Linked DNA regions of Homo sapiens: region 1 is linked to region 2. The links are chromatin loops, found by intact Hi-C in ENCODE. Cell type or tissue: dorsolateral prefrontal cortex. All regions are shown on one strand. Each heading gives the region's core, and the rest is flanking DNA. Links, peaks and the distances in the headings are about the cores only. Region 1 overlaps SLC6A2 (solute carrier family 6 member 2). Region 2 overlaps MMP2 (matrix metallopeptidase 2).

What was found. A loop is a pair of places that touch in the nucleus more often than their neighbours do. Peaks named below come from ENCODE experiments on the same cell type or tissue, not always from the same donor. Only the 100,000 strongest peaks of a DNase experiment are listed, where the experiment ranks them.
Region 1: a loop joins it to region 2, with 5 times the contacts of the local background. A loop is called at or near these places in 32 of 110 quality-filtered maps.

The regions. Positions count from the first base shown.
Region 1 is chr16:55,700,206-55,708,205 of GRCh38, reverse strand. It overlaps SLC6A2 (solute carrier family 6 member 2), which reads right to left. Exons shown (of 15, transcript NM_001172501.3): 13 at 7,900-8,000; 14 at 6,272-6,343; 15 at 2,014-5,883. The coding sequence ends at 5,860. Among named protein-coding and RNA genes, the nearest start is that of SLC6A2, 48 kb to the right of the region's middle. In dorsolateral prefrontal cortex, for the core only: CTCF peaks have their summits at 4,421, 4,621 (motif pointing right) and 6,289 (motif pointing right); DNase peaks (open chromatin) are centred at 4,642 and 6,325.
Region 2 is chr16:55,485,523-55,498,739 of GRCh38, reverse strand. MMP2 (matrix metallopeptidase 2) reads right to left here. Exons shown (of 13, transcript NM_004530.6): 5 at 12,963-13,136; 6 at 10,024-10,197; 7 at 8,916-9,089; 8 at 6,784-6,939; 9 at 5,447-5,582; 10 at 1,678-1,814; 11 at 292-451. Among named protein-coding and RNA genes, the nearest start is that of MMP2, 13 kb to the right of the region's middle. In dorsolateral prefrontal cortex, for the core only: a CTCF peak has its summit at 3,548; a DNase peak (open chromatin) is centred at 3,529; H3K27ac peaks cover 991 bases.

The DNA of each region.
Region 1 (8,000 bases), core at 1-8,000, 210 kb before region 2:
ATGATTGATATGAAAAGTCAAGCCAGGCCCAGTGGCCTGCACCTGTGATCCCAGCTACTCAGGAAGCTAAGGCAGGAGGTTTGCTTGAGGTCAGGAGTTTGAGACCAGCCTGGGCAATCTAGTGAGTCACTGTTTCTACCAAAAATAAAATTAGACAACTGTGGTGGCATGCACTTATAATCCCATCTACTCAGGAGGCTGAGGCGGGAGGATCACTTTGAGCCCAGGAGGTCAAGACTGCTGTGAGCTGTCATCGCACCACTGTACTCCAGCCTGGGCGACACAGTGAGACCCTGTCTCAGAAACAAACAGACAAAAAAACAAAGTCAACATAATGCGGGGTGACTGAGATTCAGAAATAAGGTCTATTGTCATCCTCATTTAGTTTGGGGTGAAGGGCAGAGACCGATGCCATGTATCATCAGAAGAGAGAGGCCCCCAAAAGTAATATATACTTGTGGGTTTTAAATATTTGAAAACTTGATGAATGTATGGATCCTTTTTCCCCAAAAATGAGCACAAATTCATTCAAACAGAAGTTTGAATTTAATCTCAGAAGATTCTGAAAAATTTTGAAACCCATTCATGAACACTTAGTTCTGACCACTCCCGATCCGCTGTAGAGGAACAAATTGAGCCCCAGATAGAGACTACGTGTATCAGTGCCTTTGGGGAGGAGATAAAAATGAAGCTATCCAATCTCCAGAAGTAGGATGGGGTGCAATTAAATTGGGGAAAATTCAGAAGCCCACTAAGTGCCTAAGGTGAGGCTTATCTGTGCTGCTCCGACTTCTCCTACTGTGTTGTCAGCCTAGGGGACAGGGTGGAAGCCTGGGCCACCAGATTCTCCATCACCCCCACAAAACAGCTGCCCTTTCCTTCTCTGGACCAGCCTCCCTCCCCTCCTCCCACAAGACCACTGCTTACCAGATCTCGTCAGGCACAAGGGAATGCCAGAAGTGCAGCTGCCTTCTGTTTGATTCACTATAATAAAGCCCAACTCCAATTCTGGGTTGAAACAAAATGATCAGAATGATAATAGCCTCTCTGGGATATCTTCCCAACTCTAATTTGTGAGGCCAAACCACTCCTACCCCAGGGTCCTTGGCATGAATGTATTTGCATCTCCCAGTGCTGCTGTACAAGGCAGGCTTATGACTGTCAAAAAAAAAAAAAAAAAAAAAAGAAGAAGAAAAAAGAAAAAAAACAACCCTAGGAACTCCAAATGGAAGGAATCTTAGAGGTTGTGCAACCTCCCTCCCCCCAATTCCACCTGACATTGCATCCCCAGGAGACACTGCCTGCTATCTGCTTGCATATCTCTAGAGCTGGAGTTACCACTTCCAGCAACAGCCCATTCTCTATTCTGGTAGAATCTTGCAAGCTGTCTTCCTGGACTTCCTACCATTGGCACCATTTCAGCACTTGGGCCCACCACACACTCTCTGACAGCCTTTAGATATTTGAAGACATTGACTGAACAGTTATTTGACAACACCCCTTTTACATTGGTATCACTATCTATTTGCTGGCTTGCATTAAAAATAATTACCTATAAGTTCACATCTTCTCCAAACAATGACAATACTCAGCTTACATCTTCCCCAAACAAAGACTTAGATCTTCTAAGGTCTAAATGTGAATGTATCCCTCTCCCCAGAAAAATTCACACATGCACCAAATTGTGTATTTAATTCAATCCAACAGGAGGTTCTGAGCTCCTTGAAACAGCCTTAGAAATGAAAACTAAACTAAACTAAACCTGGTATCACTTGGTGCCCTCTTTTTATTTAAAAATATATGTTAATCTCAAAGCTAAGATTACAGATTTAACTCCTTCCAATCTCCTTTTCCATAGGTTATAAAAAGAGTTATTTGATTAAAAGGTGGGTCACTATGACCAGACGCTCTTCTTTACTAGTTGGAAGCTGATCATAGATACACCCACCTCCCTTACATAATTTGTAGCATTCCACCTTCATGGAAGAAAGCATTCAGAACTCTGCTACCAGATACACAGCCCAGGAAACATTATTTATTATTCTGTACACTTATATTCCACAAAGAGAACAACTTTTAAAATCCATATCAGACACAGAAATCTGCATGACATTGGAACAGTCCATGACACAGAGAGGACACAATTGAAACAGTCTTTATTTACACGGAAGCAGAGAGACAGAGGGATGAGGGCAGGCACCCCAAAAGTGACTTCACATTCACCAATGTTTCAGTGGCTTCTAAGACCACAGCAGAGCTGTGGATCCTGGGACTCACAGGGTATGAAAATGTGTTACCCTCCAAAGCCTCAAAACAAAAGGGTTGGATTAAAAACAAATACCAAGTGTTTCTGGCATCAGTTGAAAAATATCTGAGAAAGAGGAACTATTGAATGTCCAGAAAAATCAAAGTTCTGGAGGCTAGAAATCTGACATTTCTCTGATAGAGAGATCACTGGTCATCAGTTCATTTTGGGAAATTCTTACAGTTAAGTGATGTGTTTCCTTCATTGTAAATTTAACAGGAGAGCATCATTATGGATACATGCAGGGTTTTCTTTAATGGAATGGGAACTTTGATGATCTGATATAACCCCTGATTTTAAAGACAAAGAATCTTGAAGCCCCAAAAGATGAAGCCACTATCCCCAGGCCACCCAGCTAGTCAGCTGCAGACCCAAGTCTGTAAAACTATATGCTGTGCTTTTTCCGCCACACTACACACCTTCTCTGTTTTTCTCTCTTCGGTGGCTTTCGAAGGAAATAAACAAATAAAGTGAGTTCAATGGGCTTCTTTACTAGGAAATGATTTCTTTGGTAAGAATGCTTCAGTCTCACATTAGCGAGGCTAGAAAACAGATCATATAGCAGGAACTGGCTCCCAGCTGAGCGGTAACTCCTTTTGAGAATTAAGGCAGCTTCAGGGATTTCTGTTCAGCAGGATATCTGGCAAGAGTTGGTAGCTCTCCTTCTCCCTTGTCTCGTTTTCATCTAGAATGAAAGCTAAAAGGTGGGTGCTAAATAACTAGACATTGAGTAGACGTAAATGTGATGTTCTCAAACTGATATTTTACATTTCATGAAAAATAATAATTCTTTAAAAACCTGAAAAAATATCAAAAGCGTCAAGTGTCATATACAGTACACAGCACCCTTGTCCCGGGTGACCTCTGCTATTAAAAACAAGCTACAAAAAGGAAGTCAAAGATGACTTAACATAAAGCCCATACTCTCTCTCCATTAAATGTGGGTGGAAAGGTAAACCCAAATGATCTCCAAGCACCTCCCCGAGAACTTCCAAGGGCTTTCTGGGTACCCCCACCCTCCCAGGGGACCCAGGCTTGGAGCCAGGTTCCCATCCCAGATTCAGGAGCCAACTTCCGCCGCAAGGCAGCACCACTGCGTTGGTTTGGTGTTGGTTCAGCTAGCACCACATCTCCGATTCACCCCGGGACAAATGTCTGGAGGCAGAAGGGGCCACATGCAGATGGCAAAGAGGAAATGGCAGGCTCTCTCGGAAGCACGACCCTGCTCTAATGCAAAAGGCTTTGCTGACTGTTTGCTCTCATTTCAACCAAGTAGACTCAGCTTTTCACATCCAACTATTCCAAAGAGTGATTATTTTCATCAAAAGAGAGCAGCTAAATAATTTCCTCTCTGGAAACCAGCTAGAGGAAAATAAATGGCATTCTCTCGCCCCTTCCCATCCTCCAACACATTGTTCTTTTGCTAAGAAATTTTCCTTTGCGGTTTGAATGAGTTTTTTAAAAATGACAGTCCTGGGTGGGGTGAACCCTATTGTGCAGGGAATATTCAAAATAATCTGGGCTGAGAGTCAGTGGATGTGAATTGAAGGCCCAACTCGATCTGTTAGTTGCTAAAAAACCTTGAGCAAGAGTGACTAAAATGCTGGGCCTTGGTTCTCTCACCTGGGAAATGGGGAGATAGAAGCTATAGCCCTGCAGTCCTCACTGGGCAGATGGCAGGTAATGTGCATTAAAGTGCTTTATTACAAACAAACAAACAAACAAACAAAAACAAAAACAAAAAACGAAAAGAAAAATGGTAACACCTAGGAAGAAGTTACCTTTTATGGGAGGATATAAAGTCACTAATGGGGCCCAGACCCCGACCTGATTGTTCTCCATTCTTAAGCCTCACTGTTCACAGGGCTCCAAGACACCTGCCACCTGGGCTGTCTCAGGCATTCAGCTGACCTTTTTATACAGAAAGATTCAAAGTCTCCTGATTTTCCCTCTTTTATCTATAGAATGACCTGAGGACCCCGACCCAGCAAGGAAACCTCAGGACCCTGGGAGACAAAACCATCTCCCTGCCCCACCCTGGTCCCCTCATAATCCTCTTCATGCAGGAACCACCAGGCTCAACAACACCCCAATTTGAGGCAAAGCACCTTCTTGACGTGCGAATGCAGCGGCTTCTTTATTTTTTCCCAAGATCCCGCAACAGGAGCTCCCACAGTCAGAATAAGAATCCCTCCAACAAGGGTGTAAGAGACTCTAACCATAAACAGAAACCCCTCCCAAAGATGCCACCAATTTAGCAAACTAGGAATCATTTCTCTTACGGAACTAAAACTAAACACCACCAGAGGGCACCAAGTGCAAGTTTGTATCAGAAGTAGATCCAAGTAGAAACCTAGAAATTCTCTGAAACCACCAAACTGTTCCATCCACTCTCAAAATTCTCCCCTCCACTTGAGAGAGTATTTCTGGGCTGCTTGTCTCACCCTGCCCTCCAAGGTGCCACATCTAGTGCATGAGAGTTTTTGCAGCCAACTCTCCATTTCTCAAGACCCCTGGTCCACTCCAGGTGGGATCCCCAGAGGGAGGCTGTGCAGGTGTGCAAGAACAATAAATTAACACAACAGCCTGTCAGGCTCCCTTTGGGCACCCACCTGGCCTTGTGAGGACAGCACGGTGAAGACACACATGAGGCCTCACTTGGTCCCTGCCCCCGTTTCCCCAGGCAGGTCTCAGGAAGTGCAGATGGGTTTCTGGGCTCCGTGTCTTACAGAGCAAGAGCAGCATGAGGCCTCAGTAGATGTGGCTTGCCACGTGGCCTCCACCAGCTTGTCTGATGCAGGTACCTCCTAGAACCTGCTCACTGTGGTTCATTTACCCTCTTCCTCCTGTCCCCCATATCTCTGGGCCATCTGACCACCAAAAGCTGGAGGAATGTTCCAGAACACACACATCAAACTCAGATTGGCCAGAGTGAAAATTAACTATGAATGTTTCTACTCAAAATCCCTCAAAGCATCTATCCACTGACTTCATTTTAGAGACAAATAAATCTAACTCCCAGGCTGAGGTTCAGACATGAGAGGGCTGTCTAGGGTGGGCAAGAGGAGGGTCTATGTACCTTCCCCAACCACCCCACTAAACTCAGCCAGATTTTGTTTGATTTTTGCTTTAGTTTTAGTTTTTTTTTTTTTTGGGAGGGGTATCTGATCAAAAGCCCATCCTCTCTCTGATTTGGTGGACTAAGAACTCCTGTGCCCAAAGTCTAGGCAAATGTGGTGGGGATTTCCGACCTCATGAACCTAGCTTCAGCAGGATCCCAAAGTGGGAGAGACTTCCCCCAAAACAGCGGGGACAGAACAGAAGTCATTTTCCTGTTTGCTCCTCTCCTCTGAGCTAACAGCCCCCAGGCCAGATGCACAGAAGGTGAACAAAAACTACAGTCACGAAATCATTTGTAAATGGGAAAAGAAGAGAGGATCAGAAAGGACAACTTCCAGGGGAGGAATCCCAAGATGGTGTCCGAGGTGGGAGCGCAGCGGATGCCTGTGACCTGGACATTGGCATGGGGGTTCCTCCTTCTCCTCCAGGCAGGCTCAGATGGCCAGCCAGTGTTGCAACTGCAGAGAAAGACAGCGAGGACTTGATGACATGGTGGGGACAGAAAGGAGCAAGGGCCAGCTGGCGGGGGCAGCAGGAGGTAGAGAGAAGGCAGAAAAACACCCCCTTCCTTCACGGACCTCAGGGAACGTGCAAGTTGATTCCCTAATTGTCACAGAGGCCCAGAAAGGGCAGCAGAACCTCCCCAAAGTCACAGGGCAAGCCTGAGGCCATGGGCTCAAGGTGAGCCTCCCTGTCCCCCATCCCGATGTTTCCAAGGGGAAAAGGCAGCTCACACTGGGTTTCTGGGTTTTCTGGATGTGATGTCTAGCCTTGGGCAGTGCACAGCAGGGAACAGCCAGGGCCCGCCCTTGTAATCTCCACCCCAGGGGTCTAGGCTTCACCCACCTGGAACTGTCTGATGTCCCTCTGAGCCACCAGGTGGTGCTCGTTCTCTGGCGTGATGCCATAGGCCAGTCTCTGAAAGGAAGAGAAGGGGAGGAGGCCTCAGCTTGGCCCAGGGACACCCTTCTGGCAGCCTGGCTGCACCCCCAGATGAGGGCCACCTGCTATTTGATCCTGCAGCCCCACATGGATAGCATTTGGGGTCTGTACAAGACACCTCCAGCTTTGTTTGTGGAGCTGGTCCATTGAGTCACTCATCCAGACACTGTTTCTTGAGCTGCCTACTGTGGTCAGACATGGGGCTAGGCCCTGTGGATCCAGACTTGAAGGAGACCCACACAGTCTCTACTTTGGGGGAGCTTACCGCCCATGTAAGGGACTGGCAATGAACAAACACACACATCATCTTAGACCCAGAATGGAGAAAGTGCAGCAGGGAGAGTGTGGAAGGAAGCCTCTGGCCCTGCAGGGAATCAGGAAAGCCCTCCTGCAGTGGAGGCACTTGTGGGGTCTCAAGCCATGTGTTCTGAACCAACAATTGATCACTGGTAGCAGGAAGCCTCTCCACTCCCAAAGTGTGAAGAATAGAAGGCTCAGGTCCCAGTTCCCATGTCTAGAATGAGGTCACTGAACACTGATCCTCCCAGTGACCCGGAACCAGACTTAGGGATTTCACAGACAGGAAATGTATCACAAAGAATGAGGATGGGGACTGTCTGTCTGTTACTCCCTTCCTTGAGTTTCCTTGTGGCTCCCAAGGATGCCTTCCATCCTCATTTTGTTTACCTGCCCTTGATTAGAATGTGAACTCCATAAGGGCAGGAATTTTTGTCTAGTGCCTCGAATACTACCCAGCATATATCTGCGTCCCAATAAATACCTTCCAAGTGAGTGGATAAAGGAATGAAGGAATGAAATCATCTTTGTTTTGTAAAGTAAGGATATGAGGAAAAGATTATCACTATTAGTTTATGAAAGAAAGGATATTTTAATCAAATAGGAGTGACATAATTTCAGAATAAAGGGCAGTTTCCTAAATATTTATATAAATGTGTGTGTGTGTGTATATATACATGTATGTATATACACACACATGTACATATATACATATGTATAAATATTGACATATATGCAGAATGCATAGAAAGAAATAGTTCAGAAATCTCTGGTTTAGGCTGATCAGATTATTAGGTTCTGGAAAGAGGCAGGTGAAAACCAGAAGGAGCAGATCACAGTGGGCTTGGATGGGGAGAGCTGGGACATCTTGGGAAATGACAAATCTTAGACAGAGACATCACAGTGAGCTGGGTTCAGGCAGTCTGTCTAATCAATCCTTAGTGAACTCCAGGGCTGAGCTCACCCCCAAGTAACATGTACTGAACACCTCCTGTGCGCCAGACACTGTGCTAAGTACTTCTTTTTTGTTTTGGGGTACGTAATATTATCCTCAATATACAGATGTGGAAACTGAGGCTCATGGGGGAAAATAACCTGGCCAATGAGGTGGGTCCGTTTGACCCTAGTGTCTGTGTCCTTCTGTCCCTTCCCCCACCCCAACAGGAATGAGAGTCGTCCCGTCTTCCCCCTCAGCCCCCTCCCACCCTGTTCCCCTGGGGAGGACCAGAGCTCACCTCCCAAAGAGAGCCCTGCGTGCTGAGGAACTTATAGATGACGTAGATGGGCACCAGGACCATGGAGGACAGGGCGATGCCCCACCCCACCCAGTTGGCCC
Region 2 (13,217 bases), core at 1-8,000:
TTCAGTGAGTCATTTCAAAATGTGAGGGTCCAGACCAGACATGGGCCAATCAAAAGAATTCTGCAAAGAGAAAGGATATTCCACCAGAATTATATCAGCAATGTGTACAAGAATGGTTCACCTTTGGCAACATCTCAGAGGTGCCAGAGACCAAAGAGGTTAGATACCAGAGAGAGGGCATCCAGAGCCCACCAACCTCTGAACTCAGCCCAGGAGGCTTGAAGCCTCAGGGCGGCTTCTCTGTCTCTCGCAGCCAACTGTGCTGCTGTCCTACCCACCGCCCTCCCTTACCTCCAGAATTTGTCTCCAGCAAAGATGTATGTCTTCTTGTTTTTGCTCCAGTTAAAGGCGGCATCCACTCGCTGGACATCAGGGGGCAGTCCCAGGCTGGTCAGTGGCTTGGGGTACCCTCGCTCCAGGGTGCTGGCTGAGTAGATCCAGTATTCATTCCCTGGGGTGGAAGCAAAGGGTGTGTTGGCTGGTGCTGACATGCCCTAGGCCAGCCTGTTCCTCCCATCATCTGTCTGTCCACGGGCCCCACTGCAGCCATTCCCAACAGAGTGCAACTTCCTGCTCACTCCTGGTTGCAGTGCCCAGAATCAGGGCTCACACAGAGGGCTTTAGAAGTCAATTACAGAAGGTGCCTGGTCAAGGACATGAGTTGGGGGATAAATCCAGCTCACACTCTGCTCACCAAGTCGTGCACTCTAAGGGCCTTGCTGTCATAAAGAGGCACCTTTTGCTAATTTGCAAAAAGGTGCCCTAGGAGCCAGCAGTTGTCCTCTCCGGGACCCATGATTACGGTGGATTGGGGGAGGTGGGAGCCAGGTGGTGGAGACAATAGTCTTGGCTGAGCCTTTATCTTCTCTAGGATCCCACCTCAGACCAGGACAGGGACCTCCTAAATCCTTCTTTACCCCTCATAAGAGCCCAGCTGTCTGTCTCCCTGAGTGGTTTGTGAGCATCGCGAAGGCAGAGCTTGTATCCCCAGGGTATGGCAAAGCCCAGCGCATGGAAATGCTCCAATAAATGTTAAATGAGTAAACCTTAGCCATACAGACCTCACCTTGATGATTTCTACCACTTCTAGGGGCTCCCTGTACTATTATTTACTTAACATTCTGCTTTCAGTGAATTCATTTTGAAATCTTTAAAAATAAATTTATTAAAAAATGTTTTTTGACTGTCAAAATATCAGTTACTGAATAATCCGTTTCTGTCCTGATTTGAAACTCCACACTATTATAACTAACTGCCTCTGTTAAAACCAATTTATGTCTAAAAGTAAAAATGAAAACAAATATTCTTTAAAACATTCGAACTAAAACTGTTACCTGCCAAAGACTGTATCACTACAAAGGCGTTAGGGACACACCAGCACTAAACTGAGACTTTTTTTCTTCTAGAAAAGAAATGAGACGGATTGAAAAGAATTAAGAAAATGAAATGTGTACACTGAGGGTTAATGCTATCTGATGTTGGGTGTCGGAACCAATCTCCCAGAGGAGCTGCGCACTTCAGGAAATAATGTTGAAAGAATGAATCCATAAAGGAAAGGGAGCACCCACGGGTGCATAGGAACTGTGGTTTGAGAGGGGGAGTGAGCCTGGGACACCCAGGAGCCCTGGTGCAGAGCCCTGTGGAGCTGAGGGCCAAGGAAGGGTGCTTCCCACACACCTGCAAAGAACACAGCCTTCTCCTCCTGTGGGGCCTCGTATACCGCATCAATCTTTTCCGGGAGCTCAGGCCAGAATGTGGCCACCAGCAGGGGCCCCATGGGCTTGTCACGTGGCGTCACAGTCCGCCAAATGAACCTGGCAGGAGGCAAGGGGGCACAGGAAACCACATCTTCAGTCACCCTGCAGCTCGAACCACACACACCCCCAAACCCACCCAGAAACATCCCAGAGATGATTCCATGATGGGAGTGGGAGGCAGGATCAAAGGAAGGTTGGAGAAGGACTGGAGAACGGGCAGAGTTCCTGTCTGCAATCTGCTGGAGCTGAGAAACATCCTCCTACCCTGTTCTCTCCCTCTACCTCCTCCAGGAAGCCTTCCCTGACTACCTCCATCCATATTGTGTTTTCCCTCTCTAAGCCTCTCAAAATCATCAACTCTGAGTGCCTGGAACAGTAGTGTCTGTTTGTCTTAACTCTCCTATTTGATTAGAGGCCAATTGGGGCAGGAGCTGATGACACTCAAGTATTTCCTGAATTAAAATGAAATGAATTTGTGTACTTTGTCAAGAGTAAGAGTTATCATTTATTGAGGGTCCTACTAAATGCCATGTGCTTTATTTATGTGCCTTGTAATTTAATCCCCACAATCTTTTAAGACAGCATGCACTCTGGATGGTCTACCTAGCATTAATTATCTATTTCCCCACCATCCTTCTTCACAAAACTCCACATTTATGATCCAGCCTTCACCTCCTCTGACCCTGTGTCCCCTACCCCCATTCTAGGGGTAGATACTGATTGGTATAAGCCACTGGTTCTCAAAGTGCAGTCTCCTGACCAGCAGCATCTGCGTCACCTGAGAACTCATTAGAAATGCAAATGATTGGGTCCTTACAGAGATCTACAGATAAGAATCTCTGGGCTTGGGGCCCAGAATCTGTGTTTTAACAAGCCTTCCAGATGATTCTAACGCATGCCAAGGTTTGAGAACTACTGGTCTAAGCCAATCAGAGTTTAGCATTCCCTAGCACTGTTACTGATTCAGCAGTTGCCATATGACTTACAGTGGTGTAAAGACGGAACACACAGACTTGTATTTCACATCTGGGGGTCTGTGTGTGTGTATCTGTGCGTGTCTCTTTCTCTCTCGCTTCCTGGGAGAGGGCAGGGATTAGAGCCCCAACTGCCACTGGTAACCTTCTTGTGACCATGAGGTAGAACCGGCCTTAGGATGAAGTAAGTGCAGAGGCTAGCAGTGGACAAAGACATCAAGTCACTGACCCTCTCTCTGCCCCTGCAGGCAGCTCTACCCCTGGACTTTGTACCAAATGAAAGCAATTTCTCTCTACTGTTTAGGCTGGATTGAGTTTGCAGAGGGATGGTCTCTGTTATTTGCAGAAAAACATCCTAGCGTAGGAAGGTGTCACAATTTTTATTTAGCAAATGAAGCTCAGAGAGGTTAGGATTCAAATTACTTAGTTATCACTACATCAATGACTAAATAAATTAGTTATTACCAAGATTCATATCCAGATCTGACTCCAAAGTCTGAGTTTAATCACCCTGCAATACTGTCCTTCATGACCCCCACCCTCACCAGTGCCTAGCAGCAATTTTTGCTCATGGTTGAAGTTTAATATTTACTGGTTAATCAAATAAACCCATTAAACACTCATCACGTTCCTTTTGAAAGAAAACTGTGATGTGGTAGGCCAGGGATGGCTCCAGCCTGGGTCTGGGCTCTGCATCCTTTCCTAGGCCCCACACATCTGAGATCTGCATGTGTGGTCAGGGCTTTCTTAGTGGGAGGAGCTCCAGATGAAGCACATTGCCAGATCCTTACAATGGGAACTGCAGAGCAGTGCTGACATCTGCTGTTATATATCCTGATTTGGGCATTCGAGGCCTGACGGGACCTGATTTCTCACTACATTCTAAGTCTCATCTCTCATTGCATTCTTGCCATTTCCCCATTGGCCAGCAGACCCTGTGAAGGGCAAGGCATCTGCACCCCAGAATTTGGCCCAGTGCCTAGAGTAGAGGAAACTCTTCCTGAAAGTTTATGGAACATCTTCTAGCCTCACCAGATTCTCACTGGCTAATCCAGAAACTTTCACATCACTATGGCTTGGCTCTGCAGGTCCCTCTGTCTCAAAGAACCTCCTAACTTGTCACCCCCATCAGATTCTTGCTTCTCCTTTGAAGGCTCTGCTCAAATGCTGCTGCATCTGTGAAGCCTTCCTTGACTGGGACGTGCTCACAAAAGCACCTAACACCTCTGCGATCACTTTTCTTTCATCTTGCCATGTCAGTTCTCCATGCCTATTTCTCAAACTGGACTTGTGATGCACAAACTTTAATGTGCATCAGAATCACTGGGAGAATTTGCTAAAACGCAGATTCCTGGGGCCTAGCCCCAGAGTTCCAGTCAGGAGGGTCTGAAGCTGGGGCAGAAAACCCACCTTTTAATACCCACACTCTAGATGGTTCTGTTATAGGAGGCCCATGCGCCTGTCTTTGAGAACACTGATCTAGCAGCCCCCCACCCCACTGTCCCGAGAACATCATTCTTCCTCCTCCAGCTACTAAAGCCTAGCAAAGTATTTGGCACAGTAGATGCCAAACAATTATTTGTCAATAACAATAGCTAATATGAATACACTTACTCTGTGTCAGGCATTGTTTTTGTTCTCAGCACTAAGTTCATCTAATCCTTACAACAGCCCTAGGAGATAGGTTGGAATATTAGCCCCATTTTATAAATGAGGAAACCAAGGTACAAAGAAGATACTTAATTAACTTGTCTATGATTACATAACCAGTAAGTAGCAGTTACAGAATTCTAACCCAGAGAATCTGGCTTCAGAGTCCATTTTCTCAACTACTATACTCTATGAATGAATAAATGGATGAATAATGAATAATGGATGGCTGGATCATAAATAATGGATAATAGATGGCTGGCTGGCTGGATGGATGATGGATGGAAAGATATAGGTATGGATGGATGGATGGGTAGATGGATGGATGATAGAAGAATGGAAGGACAGACCCTTTAATGAGGTCCTAGATACTGCCTGCCATTCTCCAGGGAACTAGGGCATTAGGGTAAACCTCAGTCTTTAGTCAACTGAGTGGTGATCTTTATCTATAGCATGAAGAATACCACCTCTTTCTACTCTGCAGTCACTCACCACCCATACACAGAGTAATTTGGCCATTTGAGGGCAACGCCATTCTAGAAGGCCTGTGGTAGACTGAATTATGGTTCCCAATTCTTCCCTCCATTTTGATTTTAGGATTATGCATTCATATGCATTTCCATGTGACTTTGCAGTACTACCCTCTAGGGTAGGTCTTGGGATTGGCCATGTGACTTATTTCAGGCAGTGGAATATTCTCAGACAAGATGTGAGTGGAGGCTTTAAATGAGCTTGTGTAGTTCAGTTTGGCCTCTTGCACCCTGTCATCTGCCATGAGTAGCTGCTAATCCCATGAGAACAACAGGCAGAGCACACCTGAACCCAAACTGTAGCTGAAAGTCAAGATAACTAGTAGACCCACAGACTATGAGAGAGCAAACAAAATGCTTGGGTGCAAATCCACTGAAACCTGGAGGTTGTTTGATACACAGCAGAAACTGCCTAATTCAGGTCATTCTGGGAAGCATTTGGCGGAGTCTTCAGCGAAGAGTGAGGGAAAAGAATAATGGTATAAGAGCAGAGGACAGGAGACAAGGAGGACAAGAAGCAAGCTCCTGCACTCACCGGTCCTTGAAGAAGAAGATCTCACCACGGATCTGAGCGATGCCATCAAATACAATGTCCTGTTTGCAGATCTCAGGAGTGACAGGGCCCAGCGTGGGGGTGGGGCCGGTGCCAAGGTCAATGTCAGGAGAGGCCCCTGGGGAGAACACCTGACCTTAGACTCTCTGCAGCTCCAGAGGTTCTCCCCACTAGGGTGAGCCCCCAGGGGTGCCCACCCAACCATCTAAGAGTCAGAAGAAATCGCCTTCTGGCCTTAGTGTAAGCTCCGTAAGGTAACAAGAAGATGCCTGGACTTGGGGAGTCCTGGGGCCCTTTGTACTTTATATATGCTTTTTACTGACATCACCCAAATCAGTCCTCTCTATAGCCCTGGGAGTGGGGTATCATGATTGCACCATTTCACAGGTGAGGAAACTGAGGCCCAGAAAAGTTGAGTGACTTGCCCAAGGATTCAAACCCAAAGCTCAGATTCTTATGCCCACAAGAGTCAGGGCGGTCAGGGGGCCGCTGGTGTGTCCAGAACTGACAGTATGGCACTTTTCATGATAAGCAATTATTTTAGAGATGAGGAAACTGAGTCCAAAGAGGTATAAAGACTTACACAATATCTTGCAGCTAGTGAAGGGCAGAGGCCACATTTGAACCCAGCACCCCTCACGGCAGACCTTGGGCTTTTTCCTGAGTCTAGCAGTCCCCAAACTTCATCACTCAAGCACCACTTTCACTATTTTGGCCTGGCTCAGATATCACCTGGACCATTAAATATTTTTTAAAAATGAACTGACTTTTTAAACTCTAGCCTCACTGTAAGAACCAACAATAAATAAATAAATAAATAAATAAATAAATAAATAAATAAATAAATAATTGGCTTAAGGCACTGGTTGTTCTGTTTCTACTACATACTAAAAATCAAAGCTTATTATGAAAACTAGAAACTTCCACCCCCGTATTGTTAAGGTCATTCCACATGATGGAAAATTCTGTCCTGTACTTGGCTATTCTCCTGGATTCTAAACTCCACTGGGTTGCTCAAACCTGTGTAACCTTGCACCAGGTGACCTTACTCACCTAGAAAATGGGAGAAACCCAGAAATGGAGCGCTAAGAGTGACATGGATATTAGCATTGTTCGGATAGGGAAGAGTTATCCAAGTATCCCCTTGGAGAGCTGCTCTGCCTTCCCAAGACCAGGTCAACACTCCCATTTCCTGCCCTCGTCTCCAGCACTCCTGGCTGGATGAGATCTTGCTGGTCCCACCCCCTGGGCCTCCATCCCAGGCTACATGACCTCCCCCCTCCTCACCCTCCACCCCCAACCCCCGCCCGGAGGTTTACCATAGAGCTCCTGAATGCCCTTGATGTCATCCTGGGACAGACGGAAGTTCTTGGTGTAGGTGTAAATGGGTGCCATCAGGGCCCCAGGGTCTTGGGAGTGCTCCAGCCCCATGGCGTGGCCAAACTCGTGGGCTGCCACGAGGAACAGGCTGTACCCTGAGGGTTGCAGGGAGGAGAGAGGGTTGAAAGACAGGAAGAGAGATGAGAGAGAAGTCAAGACCTGACCCAGTGATGCAGACTTTTGAGGACAGCCCCACAGTAAGGCTGAGAACCCTGGAAGCGGCATGTATTGATTTTTTTTTTCTTTTCCTGAGAATTCTGGGATCAATACACAATTTTGGGATTAGTGCCTATTGTTTCCAAGTGGGGTCAGCCAAAGTCTTCTTGTCTCTTTCCAAGTCAGTATCAGGACAGGTGTGCTATAAAGGAACAGAACAAGTAGTATCTGCGAATTTTCTACTTAAAACCCCATTCATTTTAAAATCCTGCTTCCTGGCTTTTTATGTCTCTCTATAAAAGATGAGCTCTACAAACCCAGCTCCTCAGCCTCTCTGAAGAGGTAAGAAGAGTGGGGATAGGCTGGCCCCATGTTGCCACCATTTCTGCCCAGGTGAAAGCAGTAAAAACCTTTCACACTTAGCGTGGTTGCACAGGCTGAGCCACAGCCAGCGAGCAAAACCTGTGTCACACCCTGTTGTGGTTAAATGCGTCCCCCCAGAAAAGATTTGCCCAAGTCTTAACCCTAGGGACCTGTGAATGTGAACTTATTTGGAAATAGGCAGGAGAATCACTTGAACCCAGGAGGCAGAGGTTGCAGTGAGCCGAGATCATGCCACTGCACTCCAGCTGGGCAAGAGCAAGACTCCGTCTCAAAAAAAAAAAAAAGGAGGAGAGGCAAGCAGAGGGGGAAGAAGGCCATCCATGTCATGACAGAGGCATAGACTGGAGTGACGCATCCTTCAGAGGGAACATGGCCTTACTGACGCCGTGATTTTAGACTTCCAGCCTCCAGAAGCATGAAAGAATACATGGGGTTTGTTTCAAGCCATCAGTTTGTGGCACTTTGTCATGGCAGCCCCAGGAGACTATAATATTCACCCTGGGTGAGCCACTGAGCTCTGGATACTTGAACCACTCAGGAAGGTGGAGAATCCCACCTTTAAGCTGGTAAAATCAGACTGTGTCCTAGCAAGGAATTTAGCAGGGGATAAGAAAACCTCCTTTGGCCAGCCTCTGTCCACTGACATCTGCCAAGTTCCATCTCATGATGATTAAAAAGAATGAAAGCAACATAAAGACAGGCTTGCCTAATTCTGACAGGCCCTGGACCTGCCCACTGACCTGGCCATTATGGGCCATCAGGGAGCTTTAAGCAACCCTGCAACCCTGGGCTCTGTAGCCTAGATTGGGCACAGGGCCCCAAGCACCCTGCTCACTGCACTGAGCACATAGTAAGGTCACAAGCTGTCTCCTGGTCACTCTCTCCCCTGAGCTTGTGAGTCCTAGGGGGCAGAGAGCTGTCCCAGTCAGCTCCATCCTCAGCACCCAGGACTGACGAGGACCCACCATTTACACCCTGGTAACAGATGGTGCTGACTGATGGGGGAGAGAGGGCTCTGGGGGCTCCCCCAGGGCTGCGTGGACCATGGTGTCAGATCAAGCATGAGGCTCTTCCTTTTTTCCTTTCTTCTACTGCCTACCAGCTCCTTGAAGGCACCTCTTTGTGCAGTGGGAATGTCTCTTAGGAGAATTGTCTCTCTGGTAATCTGTGCTCAGAATTCAGCCAATTTTGGTAGTCACAAGCCCGCCTGGAGGGTGGCTGAAGGGGAAGACAAGAGCAGTGACCCCTCAGGAAGGCCAGTTCTTACCCAGGAGGTGAGTAGCAGCATCTGGTCTACCAGGGTCTGATTTTGGAGGCTGTGCCTCCACCTGGATGGGCAGGATCTAAGCAGGGACCTTGGCTCCACCAGAGATGGGCATTGTCTCAGCCCAGGTGGGCGGGTCTGGGTAGGTGGGTGTCTGGGGGGCAGTGTCTATGCTTGAAGTGGGTGAGGTCTCAGGAAGGTTTTTGGAGCAAGTTTAGGGGCAAGGGCAATGTCCAGGGTCTCTGTCCAATGACCAGGGCCTCGTACCTTGGTCAGGGCAGAAGCCCCACTTGCGGTCATCATCGTAGTTGGCTGTGGTCGCACACCACATCTTTCCGTCACTGCGGCCGGCGCTGGTGCAGCTCTCATATTTGTTGCCCAGGAAAGTGAAGGGGAAGACACAGGGGGCACCTTCTGAGTTCCCACCAACAGTGGACATGGCTGTGGGGTTAGGGATACGGGTCAAGGCGCAGCAAAGAGTCTGAGGCTACCACCAGGAAGCAATGACATGACGCTGACCTTAATGAACCACACCTAAGTTAGACTCAGTCCCAGGCACTGTATCTTTAGACTCATCTCACCCACCCCTGACAACAGCCTTGTGCAGGAGGGACTGAATAGCACCGCGTTTCATGGATGGGAAATAGATCAGAGAGATGATGAAATTTCCCTAAGCCAACACTGCTAGGAAGTATCAGAGCTGCAATTCAAACCCAGGAAGCCAGATTCCAGAGTTCTAATGAGCCTCCCATGGAAGGGGGCAGATGGGCTAGGGGCAAAGGGAGTTGGATGAAGCTGATGGCACCAGCACATGCCCCTCAGCTGTGAGCCCCCTTGGGCAGGGCTTTGCAGAGACCAACCTCTGTGTATGCTGCACAAAGCAGGCGCTCAGTAAATTCCTGTTGGAGGAAGGGAAGAAGGAAAGGAGGGAGGGATAGAGAGGAGGGCAGGAAGGAGACAGGGAGGAAAGCACGGAGCTCTTAATAAAAAACAGACTAAAAGGTGGAGATACAGACCAGGAAAGGCAGGGAAGAGAGATTGCAGGGTCAGAGAGGAGGAGAGAGAAGTCTCTGCCAGAGAGCCTGAGAGAAAAGGGATGCAGGTCGGTCAGAGGATCCTGAGCAGGCCTGACATTTAAGTGTCACCAATTCAACTGTTGATGCCCAATGTCTGTTCTGATTTCAGTGCCCAGGCCATACCAGGTGACAAGTATCCTGACTAGCTACACGGACATCTTGGTGTGGATGTCATTCGCACAGATGTCTTAGCACCCCTGTCTTGGGGAAAGGAGGTGGGCACTCGGAGTCTTATGGGTTTTTTTTTTGTCAGACAGCAGGTGCTGGGCCCTGAGGGAGGGAGAGGGAGTGGCACCCACCGGTCTCAGGGCAGAAGCCATACTTCTTGTCGCGGTCGTAGTCCTCAGTGGTGCCGCACCAGCGGTAGCCATCCGTGCGGCCCTCAGTGGTGCAGCTGTCATAGGATGTGCCCTGGAAGCGGAATGGAAACTTGCAGGGCTGTCCTTCAGCGTTGCCGCCCATGGTGAACAGGGCTAAGGGTGGGGGAGAGAGGGAAGGATGTGAATGAGACATGCTTCCATGGGCACAGGGCTGGCTGGCTGCCCACCTGCCGGTTCACACCAGTGAAGTTGATGCATTGTTAAAATATTAAGAAAACATCTCTACTGGTTGGTAAGGAGCTGCTTCTCTGAGCTCCCAGAGAGAACCCCTGCTTCCCTGGTTATCCCAATCCCTCCCGTGGGACCTTGTGGACCACCCAACAACAAAATGATTGACACCTGGCACACAGCAAGGGCTTCTAGAACCCTGCCTCAGCCCCAAGGGCACTGTCCATTCTGCCTGGTCCACACCTGTACCATGCAAATTTCATGTAATAATGATGTATGACATGAATATATCAGTCATGGCAGGCAGGACCACGAGAATCTCTCTCCATTTGATAGGTGGAGAAATCAAGGCTAGGACAAAGATGGTTCTCAAACTGCTCATGGTCACAGAAATGAAAGAAGTGAATGAAGGTTGTAACTAAAAACTACAAAACACACTAATCTCAATCTCTCTTGCTTAGTCTGTCACTCTCATATATGTGTGTGTGCGTGCACACGCATACACAGAAAGCTTGCTTTACCTCCTGTCAACCCCAGGCCCCTTCCTGGATGGCCTTGTTGCAGTCTCTGTAGGAAGGAGAGAAAGAATGAAGAGGAGGAGGGAGGGAGAGGGAGGTGGTGCCTTCAGGTCCCTTTTACTAAACACTCTGGGCTCCTACTTTGACATCTTCAAGACAGGGGCCATAAATGGAGAGTTGGGGGAGGGAGTGGGGTTCAGAGCCTGGCCTGTCTGTCTTGGATTCTCCCCATCCTCCCCTCATCCACCCAAAGCTAAAAAATGGTGTCTCTGGAATTGCCAACCAGCAAAACCACAAGTCCATAACAAGGACCATCTGTGCACAACGGCGCCAGAGGTGACCTCACCAGCCCCCGTTAACTCCACCATGGCCGGAATGGAGCCCAGTCCCTGGCCTCCCACCACAGAACTCGAGGCCCTGTATCCTCACCACTCCCCTCTCTACCAAAAGACCTTGTCCTGCAATGCCAGAAACAATGGCACCTAGAGAAAAGGCAAGACTGAGTCCAGATACCTTAGTGGCCTCAGAGTTGAGAAAGGCAAAGCGTTAACTTCGACCAATGCCAGCCCCCTGCCTCTGACCTCTCATTTCTACCACCCAGGAAGCCCCTGTCTCCTCCCAAATTCCCCTGACAAGGATGGCAAGAATCAGACACTGACTCAGCCATCAGCAGGGGCTGAGTAACAACAATCTCTGCCTCGAGACCCAGACACGTGCGTGTTGTGCGTACTTGCATCTGGCTAAGCACAAAGTAAATGGCTAATGTCCAATGCAGGGAATAACCCTTCCCAAATTTATGAAATACAGCTGTTTCCACATCTAACTATCACCAAAGCTTTCTGTTCCTATCAGAGGGGTGACACAGGGAAGGGTTAACGCCACATGTAATCCCTACCGGGAAACGCAAGATACAAAAAATATTTTTATTTCAAAATGTCTGACTTATTAATGGTGAATGGCTTAAACTCTTACTTAATATAAAGTTTAGCTCTGGTAGTAAAAGCATAAACAGGAAGGGAATTAACTAGCTCTTTGTTTCTTTCATTCTGTCAAGATGGTTGGTGCTTAGTTTTCAGTTACAGTGGGGTTAGGGAGATTCACAGACATAAAATTACAGACAAAAAGACAGTCTTTAGTCTATGTAGACTATAGAGTCTTTGTGACATGGGAAAGAAGATAGTGTTAAAAATTTTTAGACTTTTTTCCATTTTCGCCAGGTTTTCTGGGCTTTCAATCTGCAGAATTATCAAATATGATGACTTCATAGAGTATGAAGTTACATTGTCTTTTTGTGATTTATGACTATTAAGTGTGTCAAGGATATTTTTAAAAAGGATTGAGTGTGTATGTCAATATCTGTACCCCATTTTAAAAGATTTCCCCCATGTGGCTTCAAAATCTCTGAAATGTTGCATCTCAGGCACTGACAAGCACACAAACACAAATACTGAGTCAAGCCTAAAGTCTTTATCAAGACACAGAGATGCAGACACAAGCTAGACAGGAGGCAGAAAAAGACAGTGCCCAAGAGAGGCAGATAGTATAGCCCCCGTGCCCAGACACACACACACACACACACACACACACACACACACACACACAGGCACACACACACACACACACACACGCATTAGCAGAGGCAGCATCAGGACCAAGGCAGGAGCAATAGCTGAAATTCCTCAGTTGGAGTACGCAAACCAGGTTGAGTCCAGCCCTGGTCTGAGTCCTGCCTCCCTATCACACTGCTAGGTTTCCAGCTACCAGCAAGCCTTTCCTCATGCCCTTGAAGTATCAATCTTGACTGAAGTGTAAAGACTGGTTCTAGAGAGAACCACTGGGCATTGTAATAGTTCTAAGTTCACTCCAATATATATTAGAAATAAATAATTAGCAAATCAAATCTGTGACTTCCTAAATGATTGCTAATGGTGAAACTTAAAAAAAATCAACTTGATTTAATTAGAGTACTACGTTCATCATGGTACTGGTGGGAGAGAAACAGCAATGGCTCAGATCAGGATGGGGGGGAACTGAGTGAAGGACGTTGGAGGGATGCTCATTAACTGGCAGTGGCAGCCAGTCCTGGAGAGTGTGGAGGGAAGAGCACACTGGGGAGCCCGGGAAGCTGGAGGCTTGGGGTGGAAAGTCTTGGGGACTAGAGTGGATGCTCACCTTCATGGGGACAGAAGCCGTACTTGCCATCCTTCTCAAAGTTGTAGGTGGTGGAGCACCAGAGGAAGCCATCGCTGCGGCCGGTATCAGTGCAGCTGTTGTACTCCTTGCCATTGAACAAGAAGGGGAACTTGCAGTACTCCCCATCGGCGTTCCCATACTTCACACGGACCACTAAAGAGTGACATGGAAGGGGGAGGTTGGACTTCTCCAGGCCTTCTTTGGAGACCAAGATTCTGACTCACCCAGATGTGT